4 separate regions of the Homo sapiens genome follow, and regions 2, 3 and 4 are each linked to region 1. Evidence: chromatin loops called from intact Hi-C (ENCODE). Cell type or tissue: endothelial cell of umbilical vein. All regions are shown on one strand. Links, peaks and the distances in the headings refer to the core of each region. The heading gives the core; the rest is flanking DNA.

Region 1 (7,503 bases), core at 1,002-6,001:
TGTTTTTATAATTATTTCTTTAAAAGTTTCTCTCCTAGAGTTTCTGCAGGACTTGGCCTATGGATTGTGCTTTGTTTGTTTTTTGGGTAACTCTGGCACCTCATACATTACCTAGCACATGGGAGTTGAGAGAATGAATCAGCTGGAGTGGATGTATTTGGATGGGTGTGTTAAAAAATCAGCCATATATTGCTTCACAGTTACACCTCATCTTCAGGTTGTTAAATCTGACTGGACTCTTAATTTAATAGAGGCCAGCAGGTCCTGATGACTGGTTCTTCATTCCAGGAGCCATAGAATAGTATCAGACAGTCCCTTGAAGGGGTGGGAGGTACCTGGACCTGAAAATTTTGGAGGCTCCCGCAAGCCATTTACACCTATCTCTGAATCTCCTTATACCTTTCACGCTTTTAAAATGGAGGTGCAATCTCATTAGGGCCCACTGGCCCCATCAATCAGTGCCAGGTTCCAGGAACCCAGTAGTTTCAGATTGCCCCCAGTCCTTTGCAACACTGGTTTTCAAATGGGGTATGCAATAGCCGTAAAGTAAATGAAGGCTTGGTAAGCGGTACTCATGCATGGATATATTTAAGGAAATTCATTTCCAGATCCTCAACTTCCAGATGTACTCCACCTGAGAAAGTTCCTGGGGTTGAGGCTCCAAGCCGACTTTTTCTTCATAATTGTAGTTCTGCTAGTCTTCATAAGAAAGGCCAGGCATGGTGGCTCACGCCTGTAATCCCAGCACTTTGGGAGGCAGAGGTGAGTGGATCACCTGAGGTCAGGACTTCAAGACCAGCCTGGCCAACATGGTGAAACCCTGTCTCTACTAAAAATACAAAAATTAGTCAGGCACAGTGGCACGTGCCAGTAATCGCAGCTACTGGGGAGGCTGAGGCAGGAGAATCGCTTGAACCCTGGAGGTGGAGGTTGCAGTGAGCCGAGATCACACCATTGCTCTCTAGCCTGGGCAAGAGTGAGACTCCATCTCAGAGAAAAAAAAAAAAATGGAAAAAAGAAAAGAAAGAAAGGCATATATCTGACCCACCCTGAATGATACATTGCACGGGGCAATTAAAAAAAAGTTCAGAACTGGGGACAGTTAAAAATACAAGATTCAGAAAATAGCCTTCTATTATCTTTTAAAAATATGTCTATATTTTTGTTTGTTTGTTTTGAGACAGGGTCTCGCTCTGTTGCCCAGGCTGGAGTGCAGTGGCGCAACCGTAGCTTACTGCAGCCTCAATCTCCTGAGTTCAAGTGATCCTCCCGCCTCAGCCTCCCAAGTAGCTGAGACTACAGGCGTGTGCCACCACACCCACCTAATTTTTAAAAATTTTTCATAGAGATGAGGTCATACTATATTGCCCAGGCTGGTCCTCAATTCCTAAGCTCAAACAGTTCTCCCATCTTGGCCTCCCAAAGTGTTGATATTACAGGTATGAGTCACTGCACTTGGCCTAATGTTTTTTAAAAATTTTATTTATTTATTTTCTTAGAGATAGGGTCTTGCTCTGTTGCCCAGGTAGAAGTATAGTGGCATGATTATAGCTCACTGCAGCCTTGAACTCCTGGGCTCAAGCAATTCTCCCACCTCAGCCTCCCAAATAGCTAGGACTACAGACACACACCACCACACCTGGCTAATTTTTTAATTTTTGTAGAGATGGAGTTTCTCTATGTTGCCCAGGTTGGTCTCAAACTCCTGGGGTCCAGTGATCCTCCAGACTCAGCCTCCCAAAACATTTGGATTACAGGCTTGAGCCGCTGTGCCCAGCTCACATTATTTATCAAAATTATTTTAAGTGGTATGTGAGCAAAAGACTATGAAGACCACTGGTTCAAGACCATAGGCTATGGTGGCCTTTAGGAGGTTTTCTAAGAGGTAGTGGCCTAGTCTTCTCCACCTCTAGTCCTCTGAAACTGAATCTGTTTCACTAGGCAGACCAAAAAAATCATCGTAGACCAAGAAAGTCATTGCACTTGATTTCTTTGTAATTACCACCATGGTTGACCAGTCTTCTTTTTGAAATACACTTCCCCTGACTTTGGCATCATTGCACATTCCTGATTTTCCCCTCCTTGGCCCCTTGTCCTAAGTTTTTGCTAGCTCCATCTCTTCCAGTTGACCTTTTAAATTCTGGAGTTTCTCAGGGAAGTTATAAGCCTTCTACTCTTTCTATTATTTTCTAAGAAATGTCATCCATGACCACAGTTTCAAATATAATCTGTATCCCAACAACTCCCAACTTTCTATTTCTAGCATAGACCTTGCTCCCAAACTCCTGAATCTGATTGCTTATTCCACATCTATACCTTAATGTCTCGTGGGATTCCCGAACTGCAAAAAGCCAAAGCCAAGTTCATATTCTTTCCATTCATAATGTCTTCCTCCTCTAGGCTTCCCCTGCTTAGTAACAGTGCTCTATCTGCCCAGTTGTTCATGCCAGAGACCTGGAAGGCATTCTTGATGTCTCTTTAACCTCCCCCATAGCCAACCAATAATTTATTCCTATGAATTCTACTTCATGTAAGATTTCCCTAAGCCTCCAGACCAGGCTACATACCCTTATTCTATACCCTCATATAGCACCTTGTACTTCATAGTATTTATTCAAACTGTAATTAAGTAATTATTTTGTGTAATTCTGTCTCCCCCTCTACACCATAAGCTCCATGAACACAAGGACAATACCTGCTTATTTCTGGCATATAGTAGGCTCTCAATTAATATTTGTTTATTTATTTTTTGGGGATGGAGTCTTGCTGTATCACCCAGGCTGGAGTGCAGTGGTGTGATCTCGGCTCACTACAGCCTCCGCCTCCTGGATTCAAGCAATTCTCCTGCCTCAGCCTCCCGAGTAGCTGGTATTACAGGTGCGTGCCACCATGCCCGGCTAATTTTAGTATTTTTAGAGGTGGGGTTTCACCATGTTGGCCAGGCTGGTCTTGAACTCCTGGCCTCAAGTGATCCACCTGCCTCGGCCTCCCAAAGTGCTGGGATTACAGGCGTGAGCCACCACGTCCAGCTGAATATTTGCTAAATGAACAAATGTAAGCACTATTTATAGTGTCGTAGTCTTTCCAGTGTTGTGTAGTGTTCTGCTGTGTGTTTTTGTGATTTAAAACCTATTGCTATGTTCACGGTAGGGGGCAGCAGAGTACGCGGATACTGAGAGAGTCCAGTACTCAGTATTAAAAGGGCAACTTCAGATAAATGACTTAACCTTTCTGAGACTATTTCCTTCTCTGGAAGTCAGGGTTAAGTCTCCTTCCCTTGGATCAAAAGAGATAAGCAGATGTAAAAGGGCTTCACTGCAGGACAAACAGGAGACAATGTGATTAGAGTCAGTTAAGATAAATATTTGTTGAATAAACAGACACAGAGCAAGAGGATTTTGGCTATACGACTGTGGAACAGATTGCAGTAGAGAGTTGACAGATTCCGAAGAGAGAAAATGAAAGCTCCAGGAAGAGACTGGCCTATGCCCAGAGCCAGCCTGTGAAGTCAGCACAGGATGTCCTTGGCATGCTGTCATCTCTGCTCCCTGATCATTGCCCTCCACCTCTACCTCTGGCCTCTAGTTTCCCATCGCTGTGCTGCCGGCTTTTCCTTCCCTTCTCTCCCATCAAAGCACATCTGTCCTATGTCCTGGCCACTCCCAGGCCTGCTCACTGCCATCCACAGTCACTGCTAGTTAACCCAATAAATGGATTCTCACTAAAGTGCCCAGGGCAGGTAGTGTATTATTTTACCATTCTCAATAACACGAATTGGACCTTCTTGAGACGGAATAACTTACTCAAAAATTATGTTTCAAATAATAATAAAGTTTAGGTTTTGTGGAAGGAGAGGAAATGGAAGGTTAACAGAGATGAAGACAGTCCTAACTTGACCGGGCGTGGTGGCTCACACCTGTAATCCCAGCACTTTGGGAGGCCAAGGCAGGCAGATCACCTGAGGTCAGGAGTTCGAGACCAGCCTGACCAACATGGAGAAACCCCGTCTCTACTAAAAATATGAAAATTAGCCAGGTGTGGTGGTGAGCGCCTGTAGTCTCAGCTACTCGGGAGGCTGAGGCCAGAGAATCACTTGAACTTGGGAGGCAGAGGTTGCAGTGAGCCGAGATCATACCACTGTACTCCAGCCTGGGCAACAGAGTAAGACTCCATCTCAAGAAAAAAACAAAACAAAACAGTCCTAACTAATTTCAGGCTCAAGAAAGAATAATTGTACAAATACAAAATCTGTGAGATATGACTTGATAGTAATATGAGGGGAAAAAGCTTTTAAAAATATTCATATGTGTATATATATATATATATATATACACAAACATACACATAATAGATTTGCATACATATAATTTAATTGTAATTTACATTCAGTAAAATTTACATTTTGGTGTAGAGTTCTGTGAGTTTTGACAAATGCAAAGAATTATGTAAACACCACCACACACAAACAAAAAAATAAAACAGTTAATCACCTTCCCAAATTCCCTTTTGTTACCCCTTTGTAGTCAAAGCCTTCCCTACCCTTAAGCCCTGGCAACACTGATATGTTCTCTATTCCTATAGTTTTTTCTTTTCCAGACTGTCATATAAAATGGAACCATACAATATGTTGTATTTTGAATTTGGCTTCTTTCACTTGGCATAATGGATTTAAGATTCATCCATGTTGTTGAGTGTATCAGTAGTCAATTCCTTTTCATTGCTGAGTAGTAGTGTATTGTATGGATGTACCACAGTTTGTTACTCCACTTCCCAGTTGAGGAATATTTAGGTTGTTTCTAGTTTTGGCAATTATGAATAAAGCTTCTGTAAACATTCACGTACAGGTTTTGGTATGAACATAAATTTTCATTTTACTTGGGCTAATTTCTAGGAGGGATTGTTGGAGCCTATGGTAAGTGTGTGTTTAACTTTATAAGAAACCTAGAGGGGCTGTATCATTTTGTTTTCCCACCAGTAATTTATGAGAGTGGCAGTTGTTCCGCCTTCTCACCAACAATTGGTATTGTCAGGGATTTTTTTCAATTTCAATAGGTGTATAGACATACCTTACTGTGGTTTTAATTTGCAATTCCCTACCAACAAATGATGTTGAGCATATTTTCAAATATTTATTTGCCATCCATGTATCTTCTCTGGTGAGGTGCCTGTTCAAAACTTTTGCCTTTTTAAAAAATTGTTTGTTTTCTTATTTCTGAGTTTTGAGAGTTTTTTTTTTTTTTTTTTTTTTTGAGATAGAGTCTCACACTGTTGCCCAGGCTGGACTGCAGTGACGCCATCTTGGCTTACTGCAACCTCTGCCTCCCGGGTTCAAGTGATTGTCCTGCCTCATTCTCCTGAGTAGCTGGGATTACAGGTGCCTGCCACCATGCCTGGCTAATTTTTTTGTATTTTTAGTAGAGACGAGGTTTCACTATGTTGGCCAGGCTGGTCTTGAACTCCTGACCTCGTGATCCGCCTGCCTCAGCCTCCCAAAGTGCTGGGATTACAGGCATGAGGCACTGCGCCCTACTGAGGGTTCTTTATAAATTCTAGGCCAGGCACAGTGGCTCATGCCTGTAGTCCTAGTGCTTTGGGAGGCTGAGCAGGAGGATCACTTGAGGTCAGAAGTTTGAGACCAGCCTGGGCAACATACAAAAATCCTGTCTCTACCAAAAATAAAATAAAATAAAATTTTTTAAAAATGTTAAAAAATAAATTCTGGATTCAAGTCCTTTGTTAGAAATGTGATTTGCGGTCAAGTGCAGTGGCTCACACCTGTAATCCCAGCACTTTGGGAGGCCGAGGTTGGGGGGGGGATCACCGGAGGTCATACACATATATACATATATACATGTATACATATGTATATGTATACATGTATATATGTATATGTAGATATATGTATATATGTACATATATATGTGTGTATATATACATATATATATATATATATATATATATATATATATATTTAGACAGAGTTTTGTCCTTGTTGCCCAGGCTGGAGTGCAATGGCATGATCTTGGCTCACTGCAACCTCCACCTCCCAGGTTCAAGCAATTCTCCTGCCTCAGCCTCCCGAGTAGCTGGGATTACAAGCATGCACCACCACACCCGGCTAATTTTGTATTTTTAGTGGAGACGAGGTTTCTCCACGTTGGTAAGGCTGGTCTTGAACTCTGGACCTCAGGTGATCCGCCTGCCTCGGCCTCCCAAAGTGCTGGGATTATAGGTGTGAGCCACTGCGCCCGGCCAATATATATATATATTTTTGGATTAACGAAGTTTCCTTCTCTAGTTTGCTGAGAGATTTTTTTTTTTTTATCATGAATGGGTTTTAAATTTTGTTAATGCATTTTCTTCATCAGTTAGGATTATCATGTGTTTTTTTCTTCCTTAGTCTGCCAATATGGTGAATTATGCTCATTTATTTATTATTATTATTATTATTGAGATGGAGTCTTGCTCTGTCCCCCAAGCTGGAGTACAGTGGTGCGATCTCAGCTCACTGCAACTTCCACCTCCCGGGTTCAAGCAATTCTCCTGCCTCAGCCTCCCAAGTAGCTGGGACTACTAGTGCACACCACCATACCCAGCTAATTTTTGTATTTTTAGTAGAGACGGGGTTTCACCACGTTGGCCAGGCTGGTCTCAAACTCTTGACCTCAGGTGATCTGCCCGCTTCACCCTCCCAAAGTGCTGGGATTACAGGCGTGAGCCACCATGCCTGGCTATTTTTGAATGTTACACCAGCATTAAATTACCTGGGATAAACTCCACATAGTAGTGAAGTATTATTTTTTAAAAATATATATATATTTCTGGATTCCTTTGCTAATAGTTTGTAGTTTGTTGAAGTTTTGGGGTATATGTTCATGTGAAGTATTGTTCTATAGTTTTCTTGTTATCTTTTTCAAATTTTGGCATCAGGACCATGCTGCCTTCATAAAATGAGCTAAGTTTTTTTGATTTTCTGGAAGAGTTTGTGTGGAATTGATACTATTTCTTTCTTTAACATTTGGTAGAATTTCCCAGTGAAACCATTTGGGGGCCAGGCATGGTGGCGCATGCCTGTAATCCCAGCACTTTGGGAAGCTAAGGCAGGCAGATTGCTTGAGCCAGGAGTTCGAGACCAGCCTGGGCAACATGATGAAAACCCATCTCTACTAAAAATACAAAAAAATTTGCTGGGTGTGGAAGTCTTGGCTGCAGTGAGCTGTGATTGCACCACTGTACTCCAGCCTGAATAACAGGAGTGAGTCCCTGCCACAAAGAAAAGAAAGAAAAGGAAAGAAAAGAAAAGAGAAAAGGAAAGAAAAGAGAGAAGGAAGGAAGGAAGGAGGGAGGGAGGGAGGGAAGGAGGGAGGGAGGGAGGAAGGAAGGAAAAGAAAAGAAACCTTCTGGGCCTGGAGTTTTCTTCTCTACATTGGAAGGTTTTAAACTATGAATTAAATTTTCTTTAGTACATTTAGGACTATTTCTCTGATCTGTTTCTTCTGGACT
Region 2 (6,985 bases), core at 1,287-6,286, 62 kb before region 1:
TGCAGGACCTTTGGGAGCCTTCTGGGAGAGAGGCTGGGCAGCCCTGCCAATCACTCCCTGGGCAACCACCCCAGGGCTCGAGCAACAGCCTGAGCGGCCCAGCCAGTGGGCAAAGCAGCTTGCTTAGGCCGTCCTCATTGGCTGGCTTCCCACCGTGGCTAGGGCTTTCATTGGTCTCGGTCCTTGATGTCACCTGTCTCTGAGGCTCCCCAAAAAGGGAGATCTTGTGCGTAAAGCATCAGGTATACAAGACAGCCAACAAATAGCAGCTGTGGCCATTGGCTTTCTCAGCAGTGAAGCCTCCTCAGAGACTCCTTCCCAGCCATCTCTAACACGGCCCCCTCTAGCTCGTTGCTCTCTCCCAGCATTTATTTCCTTTTTTTTTTTTTTTAAGACAAGGTCTCACTCCATTGCCTAGGCTGGAGTACAGTGGTGCAGTTGTAACTCACTGCAGCCTCAAACTCCTGGTCTTAAGCAATCCTCTGGCCTCAGCCTCCCAAGTAGCTGGGACTACAGGCACATGTCACCACGCCCAGCTAATTTTTGTATTTTTTTTTTGTAGAGATGAATCTCACTATGTTACTCAGGCTGGTCTCGAACTCCTGGCCTCAAGTGATCCTCCCACCTCAGCCTCCCAAAGTGCTGGGAGTCTTTCCCTTATAGCGTCTGTTGCCATCTTGCTTTATGCCCCTAGACTTGGACGTCTGCAAGTCCTGTTGACTGCTACGTCCCCAGCTCCCACCACACAAGCTGTCTATTATTATGGAGTGAGTGAATGAATCCTGTCAATCCACATAAACTGAAACCCATGATGATGACAATGATGATGACGATAGCAGCTAAAATATACAGCATGGATGGTGTGCTAGGCATTATTTCTAAGTATGCTACATAATTTGTCTTCTTTAATCCTCACAAAACCATTATATAAAGGTAGGTACTGTTATTATCATTTTATAAATGAGAAAACAGAAAACTTATTAAAGATTTGCTCAGATTCATAGTGAGTGGTACTATGGTGGTTACGAACCCAGCCAGTCCAGCTCTAGAGTCTGTGTTTTTGACCATATCAATGGAGATCTATTTAACAAACACTCCTGGAGGCCCACTCTGCATCTGGCCAGGCTAGCAGCTCCTCCTGAGAAGCTCCTAGGCTGGTGGGGAGACAGGCTGAGTGTCTGATGGCAGTCGTGGGGGCTGGTGGCCAGCATGGCTTCTAGGAGGAGTTCAGGAAACATAAAAAGTTTCTCTCTTGATGCAGTGGCTCACACTTGTAATCCCAGGGCTTTGGGAGGCTGAGGTGGGAGGATTGCTTGAGGCCAGGAGTTTGAGACCAGCCTGGCCAACATAGTGAAACCCTGTTGCTACAAAAAAATGTAAATTAGCCAGGCACAGTGGCATGTGCCTATAATCCCAACTACTCGGGAGGCTGATGAGGCAGGAGGATCATTTGAGACTAGGAGGTTGAGGCTGCAGTGAGCTATGATCATGCCACAGCATTCCAGCCTAGGCGACAGAGTGAGACCTTATCTCTTAGAATTTAAAAAAAAATTTTTTTTGAAGGTTTTCTTTCCATCTTCTTGCCCTCGAGCCCTGTGAAAAAGTGGCTTTGAAACATGCATGCCCATCATTGCTTTTCAGATTGGGTAACTCAAGGCGTCCCTGGAGTACACTGAGGATAAGTGTTTGAGAAATGCTGTCTGAAGGAATGAAGTCAGTCTATGACAACGTCTCTCTGCCGTGAATCATTCCTGCAGATGAAAAAGTGTGACTTGGCAGCTGGTAAGTGAATTAATGGACCACGTGAACATGGGTAGATATGAGGCAGTTGTCTGCCACCAGGTGTTTTTTCAAACCTGGACGCCCATGGGCACTGAGTATGCCCGTGGGCACTGGTGAGGACCACATAAAACCGGCTCCCCATGCCCACCCTGGCCCGGCCCTTACGTACATCCTTCCTTGCTGATGAAGGCTCCTTGGGGAGCCTGTGGGATGCCCTTCCACACGGTGATGGGCTTAGGGTAGCCAGGGTCCGTGGCCCGCCGCTCCTCGCTGTAGCGCCAGTACCGCTCGCCTTTGAAAAAGTAGGTCTTGCCCACAGGTTCCCAGCGCAGAGCTGTGTCAATGCCTTCACGGGGCAAACAGCTGCCCAGCTCCCCCAGGCTGTGGGGGTACCCAGGCTCCACCGTCACCTCCTTAAACACCCAATACTTGTCACCTGTGGCCAAGAGGAGCCCAGGATCAGCTTCCCCAGTCACTCAGTGCCGTTTGCCCATCTTCAGGGTGTCAGGTGAAAACAGTCTGATGCCCTCAGCCCCTTGGCCCAGTTAGAGTTGGGAAGGGCACGAAGCCTGAGGCCAGTCACAGATCCTGGACAACTTGCCTCTGCTGCCTGGGCTCCGAGTCCCACCCTCTTTTGTTCATGTGACTTGCTCCTCTCTCCTCTCTGGTGATCTCAGCCACTTACATGACTTTGCATATGCACTACCACTCCCCAAACCTGCTACCAGTGACACCCGACTCTGAGGCTCTCCCACTGGACCTGAGCAGCAGAGCCAGAAACCCTGACCTCCCTCGGCCTACCGGCAGCTCTGCATTGGCTGGCTCCCCAGAGCTCCTCATCTGCACCACAGAGGGGCTCCCTCCTCATCACCTTCTGCCTCCCAGGTCCCCAACAGGGAGTCCTAGCCTCACTGTTGACCCTCTCTTTCCTTCTCCTCTCAGTATTCAGCCACTTCTTTTTTTTAAGATGGAGTTTGGCTCTTGTTGCCCAGGCTGGAGTGCAATGGTGTGATCTCAGCTCACCACAACCTCCACTTCCTGGGTTCAAGCGATTCTCCTGCCTCAGCCTCCTGAGTAGCTAGGATTACAGGCACGTGCCACCATGCTTGGCTAGTTTTTGTAATTTTAGTAGAGACGTGGTTTCACCATGTTGGTCAGGCTGGTCTCAAACTCCTGACCTCAGGTGATCTGCCAGCCTTGGCCTCCCAAAGTGCTGGGATTTCGGGCGTGAGCCACTGCGCCTGGCCGAGTATTCAGCCACTTCTGAGGCCCTCTGACTCTCCTGGCAGCTGTCCCCTGCCCTTCAGCTGCACGGCTCCTCCCTCATTTGGGCCTCATGAGTGGCGCGCTCCAGAACCACCTCAGAAATGGCTGCCCTGCCCCTGCCATGTCTGTCACCTCCTGCCCTCTGGCTCTCTGCTGCTCGGAAACATTCCATGAATTTCCAGCCTTGGCCTAATGGATCAAGACCACATTCTGGCCTGGCAGCCAGGGCTCTTCAGGATTTGCCTCCAAATGACCTTTCTGGGCCATTTCTCACAGCTTTCCAAGGCGGGGCCTCCGTGGCCATCAGGTGGGCCTTCTAAGCCCTGTGGCCGTCCGTACACATCCCAGCCCTGCTCCTTTATTCAGCCGTTGTCCCTCTGGAATGCCTTCCTTGCTTCTCACTATCTGTATCTCACCCATCTGAGGTCTGGCCCGAGTCAAGATAACTGTCATGAAACAACCTAGCACAGTGCTGGGTACAGGGTGGGCACCTTAGCTCCCTCCCACACCCTCCCCCGACCTCCCCAGCTTGAGTGACCTCTTCCCTCTGGGTTCTTACAGAACTGACCCGATGGCCTCCCATGAGGTACTGGGTGGTCTTCAATTGCTTGTCCCACACTCTACTTCATGTGGACGAAGCTGGTCACCCCACCAATCTCGGCACATACAGATTCTCAGTCTCACTTTCTGACTTGATTTGTCAGAGGTCAGTGTCTCCGTTAGACTAGAGGGGCCCTCTGAGGACATCTGCCTCCCACCCCGCCTCTTCCAGTTTAGATGGGAAAAAGGAGGTCCCAAGACCTTGGGCAGGGAACTGTCCCACAGCACAGTCTACATTACCTTTGAAGAAGACAAATCTCCCATCGGCCCTTTCATAGGCTGCGTCGATGCGGGCAGGCAGGCCCTTCCAGAACTGCTCGATCTGCATGGGGTAGCCCTCCTGCACTCGGTTATTGCGCAGACGCCAGAACCAGCGATCCTGGGAGGAAGCGGGAGAGGGGGAGAGAGGTGTGTCAGGCCCTGCCTCCGAACCCAGTGATTGCAGCTGTGGGGCTTAGGTCCCAACAGCCCAGCCCTCCACCGAGACTGTCCATTAGCTGCTTCTGACTTTTAAAGCCCTGGGAGGAAGACAGGATGCTCCTGTAACTGTCTTCAATTCAGCCTCCTGCTGACTCTTGCTGCTGGGTGGACAATGAGACAAACAGCAGACAGGCCTGGTGTGGAAAAGGAGGTGTGAGGGAGCCGGAAAGGATGATGTTGGGGCCTGGAGTGGCCACATGGGGGCAGTGGAGCGTCACTGACATCAGCCAGACTGGTCCTCGGGACAGTGGGAGGCTGGGGTGGTCACTGAGCCTGGGCCGAGCGCCCTCCATGAGGCTGGCTCCATCCAGCAGGGCCAGGATCATGGAAGCCAAGTCATGGGAATTCCCTCGAGACCTGGGCATGAATTCACATTCCTCCATTTATAGCTGCATGACCTAGGCCTCACCTGCAAGTGCAGGTAATAATGGAGAATCAGATGAGAGATTCTAGGCAAAATGCCCAGACCAGTACGGGGCACACAGTCCATGTTGAGTAAATGGCAGCTAAATAGTCCGAGTCCAGTAAAAACGCCTCTTGTAACTGGTGCCTCAGTCTTGGGCTGGTACACAAGCAGTCTAGGCAAGGCCTGTAGCCTCCAGGCCTCAGTTTTCTTTCTTTTTTTTTTTTTTTAGATGGAGTCTCGCTCTGTCACCCAGGCTGGAGTGCAGTGGCGCAATCTCGGCTCACTGCAAGCTCCGCCTCCCAGGTTCATGCTATTCTCCTGCCTCAGCCTCCTGAGTAGCTGGGACTACAGGCGCCCGCCACCACACCCGGCTAATTTTTTATATTTTTAGTAGAGATGGGGTTTCACCATGTTAGCCAGGATGGTCTTGATCTCCTGACCTTATGATCCGCCCTCCTTGGCCTCCCAAAGTGTTGGGATTGCAAGGCGTGAGCCACTGCGCCCAGCCTCCAGGCCTCAGTTTTCTTATGTGTAAATGGGGATGATAAAACCCGGACCTGCCTATGAACGGTTCAGTTGGATCAAAGTAGAATGAGTGCAGAAGAAGAAGCATGATTTGTAAAAGATGGTACAAAAGCTAGTATTTTAAAAGGTGTTTTACAAAGCACTTTCACATCCAGGTTTTTGACCTTATTTTGACTTTCATGTCTCTGTTAAGTTGATCTGAGATATACGGAGTCTTAAGAAAGGCCAGGTGACTTGCCTAGAGCCACTCAGTGAGAAGCCAGACTGGGGCTGACTCACGCTGCCCGATTCCTGCGCAGTGCTCAGTGCGTGCTGGGAGAACTCCACAAGGGGAGCGAGGCAGCCTCTTTCACCATCCTGTGTGATGGAGCCACCCTGCCCAGATCCCCTTCAGAGAAGGGCTTGTTGCCCCAGTGGCCAGCAGTGTGGCCAGCAGGCAGTTTTCAACTGTCAGCCCCTTTGGGGATGTTCCCTGCTTCAGAGAGCTCTCCTCAGTCACTGGATGCCCTTCCTCATCCAGTGATTGAATGAGGTAGGGGTTATAATGTTCCAGATATTTTGGACCCAACGTAGGCTGAGTGACAGGCCACCGTAGCCCCAGAGCTCCCTGCGGGGGTGGCTGAGGCTGCCATGGGCCTCTGTTGCCACTTAACCTCTCCCTCTTCCCTGTCCTGCTTCCTTCTCCCCCTCACAAATGTTGATTCTGAAAGTACTCTCTAATCGAAATCCTGCATTCCAGACCCCACCTCAGAGTTCACTCCCCGAGAGCCCAACCTGCAACACGTCAAGCAGACTGCCACCCTGTCAGTCCATGGCTGATGGAGGACAGATGACAAGATATACCCTGGGCTGCTGCCAGTAGCAGCCCCTCAAGCCTTGGTAGGGTCTGGAGTCAGACTCAGCCACCACTGACCTAGCCCCTACTCCAAGTTGACCATCTTCAGAGCCGGGTACTCACTGGATCTTCACACACTCTTTGTTAGAGGAATGACTCCCCCAGGTTTCGGATGGAGAAACTGAGGTCCCAAGAAGGGTGGTCACAGACCAGAAGCCAGCTTCCAGCACTTTCTCCCAGCATTAACCCCAGGGGAGGTGAGGGATCACCCATCTTTCCCCCTCCCTCTTGGGAACAGTTGATTCACCCAGCAGCACTAGGAAGAGACCCCATGCCCTGGCCACTGGGCTAGCTCCTGTCCAGGCCCCATTGTAATCGAATCCCAAATCAGGAGCCTTCCCCAGCTCCATGATGTCGGGGAGGAGGAGGAAAGGTCAGGGGCCAGCTGGGTGGTGCCAATCCATTGGCCCTACCTTAAAGACAAACATCTCGCCCCGGAAGAGGGCCACTGTGTTGAAGTTGCCGTCACAGATGTTGGGTTTGGTGCCTGGTGTGGATGGCCGGTCCCCGAGGGGCGGCCGAGGGGGCCTGGGCTGGCGCTCGTGTTTCCTCTCCGATGGTGAGTGGATCCTGCGGACGGGGAGTGTAGGGAGTGGCCTTGTGGGCTCCAGAGGCTCGGCTGGGGGTCCTGGAGAGAGGAGCTGCATCTTAGAGAGGGGGCAGCCGTTTCCCGCCTCCCATTGCCAGTCTCAGCATCACCCAGGCAGCTCTGAGACAAGTCTGTCCCAGTTCAGCCTCCTGTTCCCTCTCCCCAGTTTAACTCCCCCAGTCTTTGAGAAAATGGATGAAAATAGCCATTAGAATGGGACTCTCATCTTTCCATCCCCGAATCTGGTATCTTCTCTTTTCTCTCTCCTGTTACAGAGCAATCATGTCCTTCCTTAGGGTCAGCGCTCTTCCTTAGGCCATACCCTCTTTGCCCCCTTCACACGCACTGGCCCCACTTCCTCACCCCCTTCATTTATTCTCTTTCCCACCCCAGTGCAGCTTCTACCCGTCACCCACTCCAACTGCTCTGCCAAGATCATCCA
Region 3 (7,503 bases), core at 1,546-6,545, 370 kb after region 1:
CTCTTAGAAGGAAACATAGGGGTAAATCCTCATACCTTGGATTTGGCAAATGGTTTCTTAGATGTGGCACCGAAAGCACAGCAACAAAAGCAAACATAGATAATTGGATGTCATTGAAATTAAAAAGTTTTGTACATAAAAGGACAATCTTGAGTGAAAAGACAGTCCAAAAAATGTGAAAAGTATTTGCAATCTTATATCTGATCTGAGTACTTTATATAGTACCCAGAATATATTAAAAACACTTCAACAACATAAAGACAAACAACTCAATTAAAATATGGGCAAAGGACTTCAATAGACATTTCTTGGCAGGGTTCAGTGGCTCATGCCTGTAATCCCAATACTTTAGGAGGCCAAGGTGGGCAGATCGCTTGAGTCCAGGAGTTCAAGACAAGCCTGGGCAAAATGGTGAAACCCTGTATATACCAAAAATATAAAAAATTAGCTGGGTGCTGTGGCACGTGCCTGTAGTCCCAGCTACTGGGGAGGCTGAGGCAGGAAGATCCCTTGAACCCAGGAGATCGAGGCTGCACTGAGTTGAGATCGTGCCATTGTACTCCAGCCTGGGTGACAGGAGTGAAACCCTGCCTCAAAACAAAACAAAACAAAAAGGACACTTTTTTTTTTTTTCTGAGACAGAGTCTCACTCTGTCACCCAGGATGGAGTGCAGTGGCACCATCTCGGCTCACTGCAACCTCCACCTCCCAGGCTCAAGAGATTCTCCCACCTCAGCCCCCTGAGTAGCTGGGACTACAGGTGCATGTCACCACACCCAGCTAATTTTTGTATTTTTTGTAGAGATGGGGTTTTGCCATGCAGCCTAGGCTGGTCTGGAACTCTTGGACTCAAGCAATCCTCCCATCTTGGCCTCCCAAAGTGCTGGGATTACAGGTGTAAGTCACTGTGCCTGGGCTTCAACAGACATTTCTTCAAAGATAAGTCTATGATAAGATGCTGAATATCATAATCACTAGGGAAATGTAGATTAAAACAGGTCAAAATCACCATGAGATACCACTTCACAACAATTAGACTGGCCATAAATATTATTTTTATTTGTTTATTTACTTAAATGTTATTTTTTATCTTTTATTTAAATAGAGATGGAGTCTTACTATGTGGCTCAGGTTGGTCTCAAACTCCTGGCCTCAAGCAATCCTCCTGCCTCAGCCTCCCAAAGTGTTGGGATTACAGGTGTGAGCCACTGTGCGCCCACAACAATAATTTTTTAAAAAGGAAATAACAAATGTTGCTCAGGATGTGAAAAAGTGGAATCTTCATACGTTGTTGGTGGAAATGTAAAATGGTACAGCAGCTATGGAAAACAGTTTGGCATTTCTTTAATAAGACAAACCAAATTACCATACGACCCAGCAATACCATTCCCAGGCATAAACCCCAAATCACTGAAAACAGGTGTTCAAAGAAAAACTTGTACATGAATGTTCATAGCATCACTATTCACAATACCAAAAGGTAAAAAACAACCCAAATGTCCATCAACAGACAAAAAGATAACAAAATGTGGTATATTCACATAATAATACATATTATGTTATTCAGCTATGAAAAAGAATAAAGTACTGATACTGATACATGCTACAATATGGATGAACCTTGAAAACATTGTGCCAAGTGAGAGAAGCCAAAAGGTCACATATTGTATGATTCCATTTATATGAAGTATCCATAATAGGCAAACTGACAGAGACAAAGTCAATTAGTGATTCCTTAGGGCTGAGGGAATGGGGGGGTTGGGGAGAGGGAGATACCTAAAGATTATAGAGTTTCTTCTGAGGCAATGAAAATGTTCTAAAATTGACTGTGGTGATGGTTGCACATATCTGTGACTACACTAAATACCATAGAATTATACTTTTTTTTTTTTTTTTTTTGAGACAGGGTCTGGCTTTGTAGCCCAGGCTGGAGCACAATAGTGCAGTCTTGGCTCACTGCAAACTCCGCCTCCTGGGCTCAAGTGATCCTCCCACCTCAGTCTCCACAATAGCTGGGACTGCAGGTATAAAGCACCACGTCCGGCTAATTTTTGTATTTTGGGTAGAAATGGGGTTTCACCATGTCACCCAGCCTGGTCTCGAACTCCTGGACATATGTGAGCGAACCGATTCAACCTCCCAAAGTGCTGGGATCATAGGCTTGAGCCACACACCCGGCTGAATAATACACTTTAAATGAGTAAATTGTATAGTATGTCAATTATATCTCAAAAGCTGTTTTTTTGTTTTGTTTTGGAAAATTGTTTTTTGTTTGTTTTTGATTTTTGTTTTGAGACAGAGTTTCACTCTTGTCACCCAGGCTGGAATGGAATGGCGGGATCTCTGCTAACTGTTACCTCCACCTCCCAGGTTCAAGCAATTCTCCTCCCTCAATCTCCCGAGTAGCTGGGATTATAGGCACCCGCCACCACGCCCAGCTAATTTTTGTATTTTTAGTAGAGATGGGGTTTCACCATGTTGGCCAGGCTGGTCTCAAACTCCTGACCTCAGGTGATCCACCCGCCTCAGCCTCCAAAGGTGCTTGAATTACAAGCATGAGCCACCGTGCCCAGCCTGTCAATAAAACTGTTTTAAAAAGACATAGGATTTGGTAATATGAGCTAAGAGCTGAATGCAAACTCTATGACCCAGCAATCCTAGTCCTAGGTTTTTATCCAGCAAAAAATTGTACACATGTTCATCCAAAGACATGCACAAGAATGTTCATAGTAGTAAAATTTAAAATAACTCCGGCCCGGGTGCGGTGGCTCACGCCTGTAATCCCAGCACTTTGGGAGGCCGAGGTGGGCGGATCACTTGAGGTCGGGAGTTTGAGACCAGCCTGACCACCATGGAGAAACCCTGTCTCTACTAAAAATATAAAAAATTAGCCGGGCATGGTGGTGGGCACCTGTGATCCCAGCTACTCAGGAGGCTGAGGTAGGAGAATCGTTTGAACCCAGGAGGTAGAGGTTGCAGTGAGCCGAGATCACGCCATTGCATTCCAGCCTGGGCAACAAGAGCGAAACTCTGTCTCAAAACAAAACAAAAAAAGCTCTGGCCAGGCGTGATGGCTCACGCCTGTAATCCTAGCACTTTGGGAGGCCGAGGCAGGCAGATTGCCTGAGCTCAGGAGTTCGAGACCAGCCTGGGCAACACAGTGAAACCCTGTCTCTACTAAAAAATACAAAAGAAATTAACCGGGCATGGTGGCGTGCACCTGTAGTCCTAGCTACTCGGGAGGCTGAGGCCAGAGAATTGCTTGAACCAGGGATGCGAAGGTTGCAGTGAGCCGAGATCGCACTACTGCACCCCAGCCTGGGTGACAGAGCAAGAGTCCATCTCTAAAAAAAATAAATAAAATAAAATAAAATAGCTCCTAAGTGGAAACCCACATGCTCATTAACAGTAGAATGGATAAATTATGGTGTATTCAAACAATAAAATGCTGGCCAGGTGTGGTGGCTCACATCTGTAATCCCAGCACTCTGGGTGGCAGAGGTGGGAGGATCACTTGAGCCCAGGAGTTTGAGACCAACCTGGGCAACATGGTGAAACCCCGTCTCTACAAAAAATACAAAAATTAGCATGGTGTAGTGGCATGCACCTGTGGTCCTAGCTACTAGGGAGGCTGAGGCAGAAGGATTACTTGAGCCTGGGAGGTCAAGGCTGCAGTGACCTGTGATCCCACCACTGCACTCCAACCTGGGTGACAGAGCAAGACTCTGTCTCAAAAAAATAAAAAATAAATAATGAAATGCTACCCAGCAATGAAAATGAACATGCTACAACTACATGCAACAATGTAGATGAATCTGTAAGTTTAACTCCTGGTGAGACTAATCTATGGAGTTAGAAGTTAAAATACTGTTTAACCTTGGGGGCTGTGGGTAATGACTGGAAGGGGCTTCTGTGGGGCTGAATGTTCTATTTCTTGATTTGGGTGTTTGTTAGACATGTGTGTTGGCTTTGTGGAAATTCAACAGGCTTTACACTTACGATTTCTGTACTTTTATGTCTTTATATTATACTCTAATAAAAAGCTTTAAAATTTCAGAATATTTTTGAAAACAGTTTTTTTTTTCTCCCCCACCCCCACCTTTTTGTGTATGTATGGTCACTTGATATTCTTCCACTTTTTAAAATTGTGTAATTATTAGTCTATTTCTTCTATTTTTTCAATGATTTTTTTCCTGAAGAGCAAGCCATGGCTTGCCCATAGTAAGCCCCCACCCCACCACCGCTTTTTTTTTTTTTTTTTTGAGATAGAGTCTCACTCTGTCATCCAGGCTGGAGTGCAGTGGTGCAGTCTCAGCTCACTGCAACCTCTGCTTCCCAGGCTCAAGTGATCCTCCCATCTCAGCTTCCCATGGAGCTGGGACTACAGGCATGATGCACCACCACGATTGGCTAATTTCTGTATTTTTTTGTAGAGACGGGGTTTTGCCATGTTGCCCTGGCTGGTCCCTAATTCCTGGGCTGACACAATCCACCTACCTCCACCTCCGAAAGTGCTGGGATTACAGGCATGAGCCACTGCGCCTCGCCATAGCATGTCTTTATGCAAAGCACAAGTGACCCCCTCCTCAAGGCATTTTATTTCCATATATCTGAAAATTGTTACAACGAACAGATTCTGAAATAACAAGGCATTTTACTGCCATCTACTGGTAAATTATCATAATAAATTTGCAAATTATAATGTCATGTGAATGGTGTCCACTTAAAAGTGATATCCTTCAAGACTAGTGAACAATACAGTCAGGATGGCTAGAAGTGACCCCAGGAAACTAAGGGGCAAGATGTCTGCTTTTGCCTTCTTTGTGCAGACGTGCAGAGAAGAGCATAAGAAAAATCCAGAGGTCCCTGTCAATTTTGCAGAATTTTCCAAAAAGTGCTCTGAGAGGTGGAAGACAATGTCTGGGAAAGAGAAGTCTAGGCTGGGCACGGCGGCTTACGCCTGTAATCTCAGCACTTTGGGAGGGTGAGTTGGGTGGATCACCTGAGGTAAGGAGTTTGAGACCAGCCTGGCCAACATGGTGAAACCTCGTCTCTACTAAAAATACAAAAAACTAGCCGGGCGTGTTGGTGGGCGCCTGTAATCCCAGCTACTGGGGAGGCTGAGGCAGGAGAATGGCTTGAACCCAGGAGGCAGAGGTTGCGGTGAGCTGAGATCGTGCCACTGCACTCCAGCCTGGGCAATAAGAGCAAAACTCCATCTCAGAAAAAAAAAAAGAGAGAGAGAGTCTAAATTCGATTAAATGGCAAAGGCGGATAAAGTGCACTGTGATAGAGAAATGAAGGATTATGGACCAGCTAAGGGAGGCAAGAACGATCCTAATGCCCCCAAAAGGCCACTGTCTGGATTCTTCCTGTTCTGTTCAGAATTCTGCCCCAAGATCAAATCCACAAACCCTGGCATCTCTATTGGAGACGTGGCAAAAAAGCTGGGTGAGATGTGGAATAACTTAAATGACAGTGAAAAGCAGCCTTATGTCACTAAGGTGGCAAAGCTGAAGAAGTATGAGAAGGATGTTGCTGACTATAAGTCGAAAGGAAAGTTGGACGGCACAAAAGGTCCTGCTAAAGTTGCCTGGGAAAAGATGGAAGAAGAAGATGAAGAAGATGGGGAGGAAGAGAAGGAGGATGAATAAATAAACTGTTTGCCTATAAAAAAAAAAGGTGATATCCTTCTGCAGGGCAAAATTCATCCAACTAAATGTGGTAAGTTTGTCATTTGGCACTGTTGTGACGAACCCTGCAGACAGTAAAATGTTGACACTTTCTAGATGGTTTTGTTCTTTCTTTTTTCCCCTGTTTTATTATTGTTTTTCTTAAAGACATCATTGAAGTATTCACTGTCAGTCTTATCACTGCAGAGCTTGAGCCTGTTTGGACACACATGAAAGTAGAAGTCCAATAAATACAAATCAAATTATCAAAGAACAATTGATTTGCTTTTTCTTCACTCTAGTCCAAATCTAGAACAATCCTGGATGTTTTAGGACTGTTTTTCTTGCTCAAAACATTTTATGAAATAGCCTGACCACCTCTTCAGAAGCCTCTCTCAATCTATTGCTTGTTGAGACTATCATAAGCACTAAGCTTTCTCCTAAACATTTATAGGTATAAATTCATTAATATGCTTGACAACCTTATGAAGTAGGAGCCCTTATTCTCTGCATCCCACAGGTGAGGCAACTGAAGCACAAAGAAGTTAAGTTACATTTCAAGTGAGGATATTACAAACATAGCTTCCTTGGGGAGCTTACAGTCTACTGGGGATATAGAATGAAACAAAACCCATGTAAAGATTTTTAAACAATATAAATGAGAAAATACTTTGGACCCTGTTGGACAAGTCATTTATCTCCTTTTGGTTGCAGTTTCTTCACATAGCTAATAAATGGCAGAGCTAGAATCTGAACTTGGGTGTTCAGATTCACTTTGGCTTCAGAGCCCAATATTGTAATCATTATGCTATACTATCTGCTAGTTTATGGCCTGTTTTTGTTCTTTTGCTGCCTGCCTGCAGGCAACAAGTATTTGTGTTGCCTAGGCTCCTGCTATTTTTACCTACAGGATCTGCAGGTGCCCAATGCGCCCCTGTCTTCTCAGCTCTTTGCATTCTTGCAGATCCCAGGAACACCCATGACCCTTGGCTTAAGGACATGGACAACAAGGTGAAAAAATTAGGATAGTGGCTCTGGAATCTTTTGTGCGTGTGTATGGTAAAATACATATATAACATAAAATTTGCCATTTTAACCATTTTTAAGCATATAATTCGGTGGCATTAAGTATATTCACATGCAACCATCACCACCATCTACCTCCAGAACTTTGTTTTCCCCAACTGAAACTTTGTATTCATTAAACACAAACTTCCCATTCCCTCTCCCTCTAGCCCTTGGCAACCACTCTACTTTCTGTCTTTATGAATTTGACTACTTTAGGAACCTCATATAGGAGGAATCATACAATATTTGTCTTTTTGTGACCGACTTATTTCACTTAGCATAATATCTTCAAGGTTCATCTGTGGTGTACGTCGGGTCAGAATTTCCTTCCTTCATGAAGGCTGAGCGATGCTTCATTGCATGTATAGACCACATTTTGCTTATCTATTCAACTGTCTATAGATATGTAGGTTGCTTCCACATGTTGGCTATTGTGAACAATGCTGCTGTGAACAGGGGTGCACAAATATCTCTTTGAAACTCTGCTTTCACTTCTTTATTTTTTAAATTTTATTTCGAAACAGGGTTTTGCTCCATCACCCAGGCTGGAATGCAGGAATGGAAACATGGCTCACTGCAGCCTCAACCTCCTGGGCTCAACTGATCCTCTCGCCTTAGCCTCCTGGGTAGCTGGGACCACAGGTATGTGCTGCCACACCTGGCTTGTTCATTTATTTATTTTTAAACTTTGAGACAGGGTCTCATCTGTCACCCAGGCTGGAGTACAGTGGTACTAATGTGATTTCACTTATTTTGGATGAAT
Region 4 (7,503 bases), core at 1,362-6,361, 190 kb after region 1:
ATAAGGGATTTGTATCTAGAATGTATAAAGAACTCTCATAACAATAATAAAAAAACCCATTTCAAAATATAGACAAAGGATCTGAATAGATGTTTCTCCAAAGAAGATATATAAATAATTATTAAGCACGTGAAAAATGTTCACCATCATTAGCCGTCAGGGAAATGCAAATCAAAACCACAGTGAGGCCAGGCACAGTGGCTGGCACCTGTAATCCCAATACTTTGGGAGGCCAAGGCAGGAGGATTGTTCAAGACCAGCTCAAACAACAGAGCAAGACCTCATCTCTACAAAAAAAAATTTTGTTTCGGTTAGCCAGGCATGGTGGCACGTGCCCATAGTCCTGACAACTTGGGAGGCTGAGGTGGGAGGATTGTTTGGGTCCAGAGTTCAATGCTGCAGTGAGCTGTGATCCTGCCACTGCACTTAAGTAGTCTAGATGATAGAGGAAAAAACAAACCCCACAATGATATAGTACTTCATACTCACTAGAATGGTTATCATCAAAAAAGGTGGATAATAAGGGTTGGCAAGAATATGGAGAAATCAGAGCCCTCAGTCACTATTAGTGGGCATGTAGAATAGTGCAGCCACTTTAGAAAAGAGTCTAGCAGTTCCTCAAAGGGTTAACATACAGTTATGTCATAGGGCCTAGAAATCCTACTCCCAGGTATATACCCAAGAGAAATGAAAATATATGTTACACAAAAATTTGTTCAGGTATGTTCATCACAGCATATTCATAACAGCCAAAATATGGAAACAACGCAAATGACTGTCACCTGATTAATGAATAAACAGAATTTTTTTTTTTTTTTTTTTTTTTTTTTTTTGAGACGGTCTCTCTCTGTCACCTAGGCTACAGTGCAGTGGTGTGATCACAGCTCATTGCAGCCCTGACCTCCCAGGCTCAGCCATCCTTCTACCTCAGCCTCCCGAGTAGCTGGAAACAGGTGCACACCACCACGCCCAGCTAATTTTTTTATTTTTTGTAATAAAAAGAGACAGGATCTTGCTGTGTTGCCCAAGCTGGTCTCAAACTCCTGCACTCAAATGATCTTCCCGTCTTGGTCTTCCAAAGTGCCGGAATTACAGGCCTGAGCCACTGTACCAAGCCAGAATGTGATATATTTATACTAGCGGATATTATTCAGCAATAAAAGGGAATGCTGATAGGGGCTACAACATGGATAAACCTTGAAAACATTGTACTAGGTGAAAGAAGCAGTCACAAAAGATGGCATATTGCATGAGTTCATTAATATGAAGTGTCCTGAACAGGCAATTGCATAGAGATGGAAAATAGTTTCATGGTTGCCTAGAGCTAAGGAGTTTGGTGGGAAATAGGAAGTGACTGGTAGTGAGTACAAGGCTGCTTTTGGGGGGTGATGAAGATATTCTAAAATTGATTGTGGTAATGGCTGCACAACTCTATGAATGTCCTAAAAATCACGATACCATGGTTAACTAAATGGGTGAATTGCATGGTATGTGAATTGTACCTCAAAGCTGTTAAAAAAAAAAAAAAGTGAGTGTGCATGTCCGCAGAAAACAGTGCAGTGCAGACAGAGAGTGGTGACCGCTCCAATCGGTGTGGTAGAGCTGAAGAGACTCAGGGGAGCACAGGCCTCGTGAGCTGGTTTTCCCATCCTCATCCTTGGGACTGACCTTGTTGCTAAGCTCTGGCCATTGCTTTGGAGACTGTTTCTTGAAAATATTTATCACAGAAAGTCTTGTCAGGCCTGCGCAAGCCAGGCACCAAAAGTTGGTGGTGACTTGGAGAGGGGTCAGGCTGCCCTGTCTCTTTCTTCGCAGACGTTCATTTCTCAGTAGGACTTGTGTGCCCCACACTGTGCCCACTGCTTGCATAAACATCCTTCCCTGCAGGACTCCCTAGAGCACCATGGGCTGGGTGCCGAGGATGCCAAGCACGCAAGGTCTCACAGCAGTGCACGACAGAGGCAGGATTCTGCGTGATAGTTCTTCAGGTTCACTTCACAGATTAGCTGACACTTAACTGTTCTGGAAGCTGGGCCAAGGAGTGCTAACATGGAAATTGAGTAACTATAGTTTTTTGCCCAAGGTACAGGAGAATAAATATGAGTAGATAGAATCTCTTAAATTAAAAATTTCTCCAGTAAATTTTTCCTAAGTCTTTGCCTCCTGCCTGTTTAGTTCCCATTAAAAGCTTGGAGATGAAAAAGAATACAAAGTAACAAGCAAGCATTCGCAGAAAAACTCAGTTTTCTGAGAACTTAACTTCTATTTAGTTTCTAATTGTATGTTGCTTACTTGGGGCTATGTTCCAGGCACCTTCAGTATATCCCTCTACTCCTTACAACATTAAGGGGTAGGTATGGTTGTCAGTATTGCTGTTTTACAAAGGAGGATGGATACTGAAGCACAGAGAGGTCCACTGATTTACTGAAGACCACCCGGCTAGTGAATGGGGTTCAAACCCAGTAGTCTGGCTTCAGGGTCAGTGCTCTTAACTACCGTGTCACACTGTGTCTCAGTCACACTTCATTCAGCAGCTTGTCGTCTTCCAAGGTTGTGATTTTAACATGACGGGGAAAGATAGTTCCAAGTCTGTAGGATAGAGTAAGTTAGATTCTCTCTTTTTTTTTTTTTTTTGAGACAGTCCAGCTCTGTCGCCCAGGCTGGAGTGCAGTGGCACGATCTCTGTTGGTTCACTGCAACCTTCACCTTCCAGGCTCAAGCGATCCTTCCACCTCTCCCTCTTGAGTAGCTGGGACTACAGGCGCATGCCACCATGCCCAGCTAATTTTTTAAATTTTTTTATAGCAATGAGGTCTCACTGTATTGTCCAGGCTGGTCTCAAACTCCTAGGCTCAAGCAGTCCACCTGCCTCGGCCTCCCAAAGTCCTGGGATCATAGGCATGAGCCACCACACCTAGTCGGAATAAGTTAGGGTCTTCTGTCTTGATACTTTAAAGAGTATCACTGTGTTTTCTGTATGAGCCTTACCTGAATATATCTGATAACCACTCCTCTATAACACATAGAGGCCTTTGCAAAAGGCCTCTAGGGAAGCAGTTCCTGTAGGAACTTGAGAGGACCTTGGCAGTTACTGATTCATCTGTTCACCTTTAAAATGAGGAAACTGAAGGGAAGTCACTCTGCTAAGATCACCTAGCCTCTCCTGACTCTGACCAATGCCCTCTTAAAATAGTAGGGATCTACGCTGGGCACCGTGGCTCACGCCTGTAATCCCAGCACTTTGGGAGGCTGAGGCGGGCAGATCACTTGAGGTCAGGAGTTCAAGACCAGCCCGGCCAACATGGTGAAACCCCATGTCTACTAAAAATAGAAAAATTAGCTGGGCGTGGTGGCACATGCCTGTAGTCCCAGCTACTCGGGAGGCTGAGGCAGGAGACTTGCTTGAAACCAGCAAGCGGAAGTTGCAGTGAGCCAAGGTCATGCCACTGCACTCCAGCCTGGGTGACAGAGCAAGACTCTGTAAATAAGTAAAGAAAGGATCTAGGAGTGAATGGGGGCTTCCTAAGAATCAGATGCTGGGCTTCTCTTACGTTCCCATTCAGTCTGCACAGTAACCCTAGCTGTCTGCTGCAGAGCAGTCTAAGGCCTAGTGAGGAGGTGACTGGCCCAAAGTCATAAAGCCAGCAAGTCTGACACATATCAAGTGTCCCATAAATATCACTTAGCTGCTGTTGATGTTAGCAGTAATGACATTGGGTAAAATGAAAATCTGCCTGTAGATAATATGTTCATCTGCATCAGTAGCATCAGTTGTGATACCCAGTCTGCTTTAGAAAGTTGAACCTTAGAAAAATTTAGATGGTTCTTCTTTTAAAAAACGGGGAATTCTTCAAAAAGAATCCCTCTTGGGCTTCAGCAGTGTCCCTCATGGAGTCTCAGCAGAAGAACCAAGTAAGCAGGGCCATTTGCGACTTGAAGAGCGGTCCCCATAATTTGCTGTCATACATCTGCCTGGGCACTTCCTGGGGGTCTGGTTGGTGGCAGGAGAAGGGCATAAGCAGGGAGGGATGGGTCATGTTACTGTATTGGCTGTGTCCGAATATTTTTACTTTATGTTAAAGTTGATGAGGCACAACTATTGCAGAGTCCATTTTTCCGAGTCTCTGCGCTCACCTGGCTCCTGGGATTGTGGAGGGAGTTTTGCAGCTTTCAGAGTCTGTGTTTTGGGCTCATGGCCCAGCCGAATGGCCATGCTACAAGTCTGTTCAGAGCAGGTTCGAGGGGCAGAAACGTGTTTCCTCACAAGCTGTGACTCAATCCTGTCTCCGGTGGCTGTGTCAGCCTCCATTGTGTTCCCTCCTCCAGGGGCTTCTGAGGAGAATGGCCTGCCTCACACGTCAGCCAGAACCCAGCTGCCCCAGTCAATGAAGATTATGCATGAGATCATGTACAAACTGGAAGTGCTCTATGTCCTCTGCGTGCTGCTGATGGGGCGTCAGCGAAACCAGGTGGGCCCCTCTCCAGCGTCTCAGGACACGGGGAGCAGGTGCTGCCCGGGTGCTCATGGTATGCCAGGTGCTCCACTGGGCCTTCTGTTAGAATGGCTCTCGCTTTAGCCTGGCAAAGCATAGGGGTATTTCTCCTTCTGTTCTACCTATAAGGAAACCAGGCTGATTCCAGAACCGGGAGTCTTTTCACTGTGCCTTGCTGTATGGAGCGTTTCTAGGCAGTCTTGGTTGGTGCTGAGGGCAGAAGCAGGCAGTTGCCTCTGTGAGGTGAAGACTAAAGAGTTGAAAGCTGGCAAGCCTGGCCCTGTGGACATGCTAGAGGAGTTGCCAACCTGATGTGGGCTCAGGGCAGTGGGACAGAGCCCAGAGCTGTGTCTGCTTAGGAAAACTGGGCAAGTACAGGGAGCTCCAGATGTGCAAGGTTCCCTGAGCCTTGAAGTAGTTCCAAGACGGAGGAGGAGGGGCCCATAACCTACAGTGGAGGAAAAAGGGCTTGGAACAGTGCGGCCCTCCTCAAGACTATTGAGAAGTAGCCTTTTCCTGCAGACCGCGCCCTTCTAGGGAGGAAACCAAGCATGGGGGCAGGAGAGGCTGGAGGCTCAGCAGTCCTTCCACATCTTTCTGAGTCAGACACTGGACTGTCACAAGTCTGGGCAACAGAGGTGCAGTTACCCCCATTTTACAAGTGAGGATGAAAACGTCCAGAAGAGAATGAAAGAGTGTACCAGGTGGGAGGGGGCAGTGCCCTGGGGAGGAGTGTGCATAGTTGCTGGAACAGTGAGGCAGCGCGGGACAGCCTGGAGCAAACAGCCAGGAGAGGAGGGCTGAGGGCTCACAGGGACCAGGTCATGTCAAGCTGTCACAGGCCATTTTAAAGACTTTGGTTTTTACTCTGAGTGAAGTGAGAAGTCATTCCTCTGACTGCTTTTGGAAAGACTGGAAACAGCAAGGAAGGGAATAGGGCGACCATTAGGGGCCCTCATAATAGGGCCAAGAGATGATAGCAGCTAGGACCAGCACATTGATGGTGGGACTGGTGGGAGGTGGTTGCATTCTGGATATGTTTTGAAAGATAGGATTTGCTGATGGTTTGGATGTGAACTTAAGAGTGAGGAGAGGAGTTAAGGGTGACTCCCAAGGTTTTTCGCCCAAGGAAGTAGGAGAATGGATTTGCCAGGTATTGAGGTGGTTAAGACTAGCAGGTAAGGGGTGGAGGAGCAGGCTTAGGGAGGAAGATGGGGAGTTGTGTTTTGTACAAGGTAGATTTGAGGTGTGTGTTAGAATTGACACTTGGATTGATTACCTACACCTGGTGTTGGGGAGATGGCAAGGCTGGAGGTATCACTTTGGGAGTCCTCAGCATATGGTTGTATTTAAAACCAGGACACTGGATGAGATCCCACGGTGATAGCCACAGCATTGGTGTCCCTTCCTTCAATACGGAACATGTTTTTAATAAAAAATAATAGTTTTAGGGACAGCTTTTATGCATTGAGTGCTATTACTTTTTTGAGGCACTTTCGCAGTTGCTTATATGTGAAATAATTGTAGGGACAGCTTCTGTGCATTGAGTGCTATTACTTTTTCGAGGCACTTTCACAGTTGTTTGAATTTTCAGGTATTTAGTAAGTTACACAACAGGTGGTGACTCTGTGTCCCCACACTCGATTCTTGAGAAAGCCAGGGCATAAACTGGGCTGTGCGCTCAGGGGACAGGCCTGGATAGAGCCAGGATTTAAACTCTGCTGCCCTGTCTCCTCTTTCTGCCCTCTCACAGCAGTTCTCTGTTCCCTGAGCCTTCTTGTTGCCAGGTTGCTATGAGTTGTTGCGGTCTTGAGTTAAACTGTATGATTACAGTGCTGGTTCCTTGGGAAGGGACCACTAATGACCTTGAAATCCTGGCCCCCCAAAACCACTGTTTCACTAGCGTGTTCTCATTTGCACAGTCAGCATTTCCTGGGTTTCTGCTGTGTGCCGGGCACCGTGAGGATCTGGATTCCCAGATCCTGCCTACACTGGGTAGCAAGGGGAAGGGTTTCCTTGGCCAGGCCTCACAGAAGGCTTCCTCCTTAAAGAGGCCTCCTCGTTAATGAGCAGTTGGGCCAAGTTCTCAGACCAATCTTGGCCAAATTGAAATCTCAGGACTGGAAAGGCTCCCCATGTGCTGTCAAGTTTCATCCCTCTGGTGCTAATGAAAACCATCCATATAGCAGTCGTTTCTTTTAGTGCCCCCTGAGTAGCTTCTACAGTACCTCACTGAGCCTTTTCAACAGCTCCATCGTCCCCCATCGCCTTTTCTATCAAGGGACTTGGGTTCAAAGAATGTTGCCCAGGGTCACAGAGCTATCTTGTGAACCCAGGGCTGTCTGACTGCAGAGATAAATGCCTGAGCCTGTACCCGCTGCCTCCTCTGGTAGAGTGGCACTTCATCTCGCCCACCTGCCTACCATCCTGCTATAGAGCAGGCTACGGGGCTGGACCTGAGAGTAGGAATAATGCATTCTACAAGTAAAATTTGTTTTACAAATTTTACACATGAAGAAGCTGCTATTTTCTTTCTTTCTTTTTTTTTTTTTTTTTTTTTTCTTTTTTTGAGACAGTCTTGCTCTGCCACCCAGGCTGGAGTGGTGCAGTGACATGACCTCGGCTCACTGCAACCTCTGCCTCCCCAGCTCAAGCGATCCTCTTGCCTCAGCCCTCCAAGTAGCTGGGGTTATAGGCACACACCACCACACCCAGCTAATTTTTGTATTTTTAGTAGAGACAGGGTTTCATCATGTTGGCCAGGATGGTCTGAAACTCCTGGCCTCAAGTGATCCGCCCGCCTTGGCCTCCCAAAGTGCTGGGATTAACAGGCGTGAGCCACCATGCCCGGCCGAGAAGCTGGTATTGTTAAGAGAAAAGGGAAATGATGTAGTAGAAACCTCAAACCTAAGCACTGGCCTGAACTTAGGAGACCCAGGGTCAGGTCCAAGTCTGCCTTAGAAGGCCCCTCTCTTCCCAGCTGTGTGACTCACCCCTAATCTCTTAAGCT

Evidence for each region. Peaks named below come from ENCODE experiments on the same cell type or tissue, not always from the same donor. Only the 100,000 strongest peaks of a DNase experiment are listed, where the experiment ranks them.
Region 2: a loop joins it to region 1, with 8 times the contacts of the local background. A loop is called at or near these places in 21 of 110 quality-filtered maps.
Region 3: it touches region 1 in a loop (9-fold over the local background); 48 of 110 quality-filtered maps call a loop at or near these places.
Region 4: a loop joins it to region 1, with 2.7 times the contacts of the local background. A loop is called at or near these places in 3 of 110 quality-filtered maps.

The regions. Positions count from the first base shown.
Region 1 is chr20:35,204,221-35,211,723 of GRCh38, reverse strand. All of the region lies in intron 4 of MMP24-AS1-EDEM2 (MMP24-AS1-EDEM2 readthrough), which reads left to right. It also overlaps a transcript of PROCR not described here. Among named protein-coding and RNA genes, the nearest start is that of MMP24, 19 kb to the left of the region's middle. In endothelial cell of umbilical vein, for the core only: a CTCF peak has its summit at 3,149 (motif pointing right); a DNase peak (open chromatin) is centred at 3,223; H3K27ac peaks cover 539 bases.
Region 2 is chr20:35,266,802-35,273,786 of GRCh38, reverse strand. MMP24-AS1-EDEM2 (MMP24-AS1-EDEM2 readthrough) reads left to right here. Exons shown (of 15, transcript NM_001355008.2): 2 at 1,642-1,782. MMP24 (matrix metallopeptidase 24) reads right to left here. Exons shown (of 9, transcript NM_006690.4): 6 at 6,368-6,582; 7 at 3,889-4,027; 8 at 1,952-2,218. Among named protein-coding and RNA genes, the nearest start is that of MMP24-AS1-EDEM2, 7.8 kb to the left of the region's middle. RefSeq lists an enhancer at 19-88. In endothelial cell of umbilical vein, for the core only: a CTCF peak has its summit at 4,318 (motif pointing right); a DNase peak (open chromatin) is centred at 4,336.
Region 3 is chr20:34,831,726-34,839,228 of GRCh38, reverse strand. It overlaps the pseudogene HMGB3P1. Among named protein-coding and RNA genes, the nearest start is that of NCOA6, 9.8 kb to the right of the region's middle. In endothelial cell of umbilical vein, for the core only: no CTCF peak of the experiment used is centred there; a DNase peak (open chromatin) is centred at 4,668; H3K27me3 peaks cover 980 bases.
Region 4 is chr20:35,018,156-35,025,658 of GRCh38, reverse strand. TRPC4AP (transient receptor potential cation channel subfamily C member 4 associated protein) reads left to right here. Exons shown (of 19, transcript NM_015638.3): 9 at 4,303-4,469. Among named protein-coding and RNA genes, the nearest start is that of MIR499B, 31 kb to the right of the region's middle. RefSeq lists a silencer at 7,366-7,503. In endothelial cell of umbilical vein, for the core only: no CTCF peak of the experiment used is centred there; a DNase peak (open chromatin) is centred at 4,318; H3K27ac peaks cover 1,912 bases.